2 separate regions of the Homo sapiens genome follow, and region 1 is linked to region 2. Evidence: chromatin loops called from intact Hi-C (ENCODE). Cell type or tissue: CD14-positive monocyte. All regions are shown on one strand. Each heading gives the region's core, and the rest is flanking DNA. Links, peaks and the distances in the headings are about the cores only. Region 1 overlaps FMNL2 (formin like 2). Region 2 overlaps FMNL2 (formin like 2).

What was found. A loop is a pair of places that touch in the nucleus more often than their neighbours do. Peaks named below come from ENCODE experiments on the same cell type or tissue, not always from the same donor. Only the 100,000 strongest peaks of a DNase experiment are listed, where the experiment ranks them.
Region 1: a loop joins it to region 2, with 3 times the contacts of the local background. A loop is called at or near these places in 5 of 110 quality-filtered maps.

What each region holds. Positions count from the first base shown.
Region 1 is chr2:152,431,166-152,434,080 of GRCh38, reverse strand. All of the region lies in intron 1 of FMNL2 (formin like 2), which reads right to left. Among named protein-coding and RNA genes, the nearest start is that of FMNL2, 97 kb to the right of the region's middle. In CD14-positive monocyte, for the core only: no CTCF peak of the experiment used is centred there; DNase peaks (open chromatin) are centred at 560 and 1,740; H3K4me3 peaks cover 816 bases; H3K27ac peaks cover 2,263 bases.
Region 2 is chr2:152,610,409-152,613,323 of GRCh38, reverse strand. It overlaps FMNL2 (formin like 2), which reads right to left. Exons shown (of 26, transcript NM_052905.4): 11 at 1,719-1,829. Among named protein-coding and RNA genes, the nearest start is that of PRPF40A, 110 kb to the left of the region's middle. RefSeq lists an enhancer at 943-1,022. In CD14-positive monocyte, for the core only: no CTCF peak of the experiment used is centred there; DNase peaks (open chromatin) are centred at 723 and 1,293; H3K4me3 peaks cover 1,568 bases; H3K27ac peaks cover 1,627 bases.

The DNA of each region.
Region 1 (2,915 bases), core at 328-2,827, 180 kb after region 2:
TACTACTCAGTTTTGCCCTACCCAGCCAACTTTCCCCTCATAAATGTCCTTCTGTTTCTACTCAAAATGGGCTTTCTCCTTGCATGACATTAATAGTACCAGTTTCCTCTATCACGTTAATAATAATTCGTTGTTTGGCCTTGCATTTGAGATTTTCAAAGCTACAGGAAAACAGGGCAGGACAAAGATTTTCTCCAGACTACATCAGACTGATTTTCCCCCACTGCTGTCTGCAGAGCCTTTTCTTTAGAAGGTTGGGGCCAATTATGGGGGAAGAACTAGAAGAAATCAGTAATAAGAAGAAAAGGAAATGTTGGCCTGCTTTATCCCTCAGCCTCTGATCACAGCTCATATTAGTAAATAGTCACAGCCAACCTAAGGTGGTGACAAGTTTTCCCCAAGGACCTCCAGGCCATTATTCTCACCCCATTTACTTTGTCCAGCTGTTCCTCTGTCATCTCTCACCCAAGCACTGTGTCCAGGGGCATGCAACTTTACATTCAGACCAACCCTGATGTCCACGGTAGACTACATTAAGAGTTGACTCACTAGGCAACAGAAAAGACTTCCCATTCTCAAGCTCACCCAGAGTCCAGTGGTGGGAAGAGAAGAGAAGTTGGGTTGATTTTCTATCCTCCAGAATAATGCCAACTTCCTTTGTCCACTTTTAAGTCTTCTGCTCTACAAACACATGGTAACCTAGATGACTTCTCCCCTAAAATGAGCTGCCACAAACAAGAGCACATCATTTCTGTAAGACAACCTACACTCTTGCATACTGTTATTTTGCAATAGTTGAAACGCAGTGAATTGTAAGTGCTAATAAAATTATTCTCATATTCTTTTTCTGATCCTCTGCTTGATGGCACACAGCAATTTCCCTTTCCTTCATTAGTTAGTTCCAGGGCCTCCTGTCCTTGAATAAAGATTTAAGAATGTGCTCTTGTGATATAAAATTAAGTGGCCTACCATTTATTCAGCGCCTATTAGGTCCTGGATCAGTTCTGGGAAATGACAGATAGATAAATACCTCCTCATTTAATGCTAACAGCTCCATGAGGTAAGCGCTGCTAGTATAGAGCAGAGGCAGAACTCAAGCCCGGGTCTGCCTGACTCCAAAGTCCATGTCAATGCCTGCCATGCAACCTGAAAACTTCTTTTGAAGCCAGCTCTCAGGAAATGAATCCTGGAGCTTCTCCTGTATTATCCTACGCTGCAAAGCCAGCTCTCAGGAGATGGATCCTGGAGCTTCTCCTGTATTATCCTACACTGCAGGACTATCAGGGAGTACCTCCAATGTTGTCTTACTCATCTTTAAAATTTGTTAGAGTCCCAAGAAAGGCTACAGTTTAATTAACGGCCCCCTATGCCAATTCAACCTCAGAAGGAACATCCAAAGACTTGAGTTTATTTATAACAACTGACAGAAGGTCTACTTGCAATGGCAGGGAAGTCTATCCTCAGAATAAATTTGCCTTTCTCCAGGCTAAAGGTCACACAAGGTACAAATTTAGAGCTTTGGACGGCCATCTGCTGATGCATCTGGAAACAAAGGGAGGAGACAGGAAAGGAACGGGAGGCAGCCAAATCCCCTCAGATGTCTCACTAGGGTGTGTGTGTGCATGCATGTGTGTTTCCTGGTGCATCTTTAGAACAATACTGTAAATTAGGATGGGTGTATCAGACCTTAAGAAAACTGGCATGATTCTTTCACAATGCTTCCGCTCTGCTTTGAATTATTGCAAAATCAGAGAATGATTGAATCATGATGTCAAGCTTTCACATGCTCAATCCACACAGGCAATGCCAGAATGGGAGCAAAGTGGAAATGAAGACAGAATCATCTGAGACTGTTAAAAAAAAAAAGAAATGCAACCAACCACCAGTCCCCTATTTATGAGGAGAAAACACATATTCAGCCTGTGGGCCCATTTTTCTTTTACATAGATATTAGCCAAATACTGAAAACAATCACATAAACCACATTTCATAAAATTGTATGTGTATATACACATACACACAGATAACAGAGAGAGGAATAAAATATTTTCTCAAAAATCTTCAGAATCCTTCTCAAGATTTAAATTTTCAAATCTTTTTTTTTTTTTTTTTTTTAAAGATAGGGTTTCACTCTGTTGCCCAGACCAGGAGTGCAGTGGTGTGATCACAGCTCACTGCAGCCTTGACCTCTCTGGCTCAAGCAATTGTCCCAGCTCAGCCTCCCAAGAAGCTGGGACTACACGCATGTGCCACCATGTCTGTCTATTTTTTATTTTTTGTAGAGATGAGGTCTCCCTATGTTGCCCGGGCTGGTCTCCAACTCCTGGACTCAAGCAATCTTCCTGCCTCAGCCTCCCAAAGTGCTGGGATTACAGGCATGAGCCTCACACTGGGCTCAGATTTCATCTTTAAAACAGACACGCGGCACATTAATTTCTTCTATTTGGTCAAGGTACTCCAAGTTTTATGTAACAACACAAATTAGGGCACTTTAACATAAAAATGATATATTTGATGTTTTAGTGACTGCAATACAAAATCACAATGGTTTCAAAAACATGTTGCTATTTTTTCAGCAGCTAGAATGAAATGTGTTTCATCTCATAATGTGATCCATAAAGAAGTTAATCTTTTTCCATTTGCTGAAAAGCTGAGCCTTTTGGATTAACCATGTACATGCAACCAGTTGGTAAACAAAACACATTTTAAACTTTTGGTTACTAAGACATTGATAAATAATCCCAGATTAACTCAATTTCTCTGAAGTCTAATTTTCAAAGTTTTCACACCATTATCATAATTGAGCCTTATAATAAGCCTATGAGGGTAGGGATTATTTTCTCCATTTTTGGAGGAAGCAACAGAGAATTAATATTCAAGGAAGATGATTTAAAGCAGTGTTTCCTAAAGATAGT
Region 2 (2,915 bases), core at 314-2,813:
ACAAAACCAAACCCAAAACACCGCTAGGAATTTATACATCCAATTTTTGTTCAAATACTGATACTTTTAGAGCATAGGAGAAAAAGGGATAGACAAACCTTGATCTCAAAGTAAGAAAGAGTCTTTCTGTACAATATTCTGCCAGTGATATAAATGAGCCTTTAAATAAAAAGGAAAGCAATTCAAACAACATTTTAATGGAAATCTATTACGCCTCTCCCTGAGTAGTCTTTAGACAACAGTAGGCCCATCTATTCAAGGGCAGCCCAGCCAGTCTAGGAAGCAAGGCCTTCAGGTTGAGAGTAACCACCTCTGTGATTCCGTCTCCTAATAAACTGAGGGTACAGTCTGTGCAATCCCTTGGGTTTATCTCTAACAAAGATGGGCAACTGAATTCCTGAGATGCCCAAAGGAAGTACTTCTATATTCTTCACAGCTGGAAACAGGCTTGAAATTCAGGTCACCGGCTGGGTGCATTACTTGAGGCAGGAGTATGAGACTAGCCTAGCCAACATGGTGAAACCCAGTCTCTACTAAAAATACAAAAATTAGCCAGGCATAGTGCCTGTAATCCCAGCTATTCAGGAGGCTGAGGCATGAGAATCGCTTGAACCCAGGAAGCAGAGGTTGCAGTGAGCCAAGATTGCACCACTGCACTCCAGCCTGGTTGACAAAGTGAAACCCTGTCTCAAAAAAAAGGAAGGAAATTGAGGTCAACAATTCTTGCTCTATCACTAGACCATTCCTATACAAAAGGGAAAACAAAACTGCCTGGATCCTCAGGTCCACTTCTTTTCCGTTTTAGACACAGGGTCTCGCTCTGCCACCCAAGCTGGAGTGCAGTGGTGCAATCACAGCTTGTTGCAGCCTAGAAATCCTGGACTCCAATGATCCCCCCACTTCAGCTTCCCAAGCAGCTGGGGCCACGGGCACATACCACCACACCTGGCTAATTTTTTGGTGTTTTGTATAGATGGGGTCTCACTATGTTGCCTAGCCTGGTCTTGAACTCCTAGGCTCAAGTGATCCTCCACCTCAGCCTCCCAAAGTGCTGGAATTACAGGTGTGAGCCATCAGCCTTTTCAAGACCATTTCTGATTTTCACAAGTTTCTGTTTCTTAACTGAAGAACTTCAGGGAACTGGCTAAACTCTTCTGCAAGGGAGTGAGAAAAAGGGAAACTTTAAACCTCCTTCTCCTAAGAACTAAAAGTGGAACTTCTAAAGCCACAAACACTTGAAGCAGAATTTAGCAGCTTCAGGAGGAAGTCTCTGGTGTCCATTTCCTCATTATTTTTTTTTTATGCTCTAAGCACTGACTCATCACTCTACAGTCTTGGCTTGACTTTCTCTGCCCAGATGGGGTCCCCGGAGTAACCAAGAACACAAATTGCCCAATAGCCCAGATGAAGGATGCAATGAGACTTGACCCAGATGAAGCTCAAAAGGAGAGGAAAGCTGCAGCAAGGCTGCAAGAGGTTATCTGACTCCCGTACTAAAAGGCTGCTAGCAGAAGATGACCTGAGATCCCAGGAGCCCTGCAAGAATCCAGCATCTCTGGCAGAGTACATCACTCAGCTCAGTTCCCTTTAACTAGCACTACAGTAGTTGACTGCATAGAGCTTTAGGCATTCTTTAGCTGCTATGGAAGCGTACCTTTGAGGGCAGGCAATAATAAGTCAATTCTTATATTGGAGCCAAAGGTCACAGCTATACTCACGTCCAAGTATTCGTCCAGGCCTAATTTGGTAAATTCATACTGCAGGTGAACTCTGAAATTCATATCTTCTACTGAATGGACTACAATATTAATAAACTGCATAGAAGCCACCTGAAATGAAATTGTCAAGGGGTTAGATGGGCTCCAAACTTTTTTCTCAGTTTAACTGCAGACATGTGCTTTCAATTTCATAAAAAAGGCTCACTTACCGATTTCCTTTTCCTTCATTTCATTGGTTCTTTAAAAATATATATATGGTTTTTTTTGGAAATGGAGTCTTGCTCTGTCGCCCAGACTGGAGTGCAGTGGCATGATCTCGGCTCACTGCAACCTCCGCCTCCTGGGTTCAGGCGATTCTCCTGCCTCGGCCTCCCGAGTAGCTGGGATTACAGGCAGGTGCCACCACGCCCAGCTAATTTTTGTATTTTTAGTAGAGATGGGGTTTCACCATGCTGGCCAGGCTGGTCTCAAACACCTGACCTCGTGATCCGCCGGCCTGGGCCTCCCAAAGTGCTGGGATTACAGGCATGACCCACTGCGCCCGGCCTCTTTAAAAATATTTTATACTTATTTTTAAATTCAAAAGTCACAGAGGTACCACAATAAGACACCACTTCGCACCCACTCAGATGGCTATAATAAAAAAGAAATACAGTAACAAAAGTTGGGAAGGATATGGAGAAATTAAAACCCTCATCCATTGCTGGTGGTAATGTAAAAAAGGGTGGCCACTTTAAAAAGTGTGACTTTTACTCAAAATGATAAACACAGCATTATCATATGACCCAGCGATTCCGCTTCTAGATATACAGTTAAGAGAAATGAAAATATACGTCCACATAAAAATCTTTACACAGATGTTCAGAGTAACATCATTAATAACAACCAAAAAGTAGAAAGAAGCCAATGTCCATTAATCGATAAACAAAATGTGGTATATCCAAACAATGGAATATTATGAAACCATAAAAACCAATAAATTACCAACACATGTTACAACGTGATCTTGAAAACATGTTAAATGATAAAAACCCGTTATAGAAGACCACATGTTGTGTGATTCCATTCATACAAAACATCCTGAACAGGCTAAACTATTGAGATAGAAAGCAGGTTAGTGGTTGCCTAGGGCTGAGGGTGGGATAAATGGGAGGGACTGCCAATGGGTACAGGACTTTTTTCTGGGGGGGTGACGCT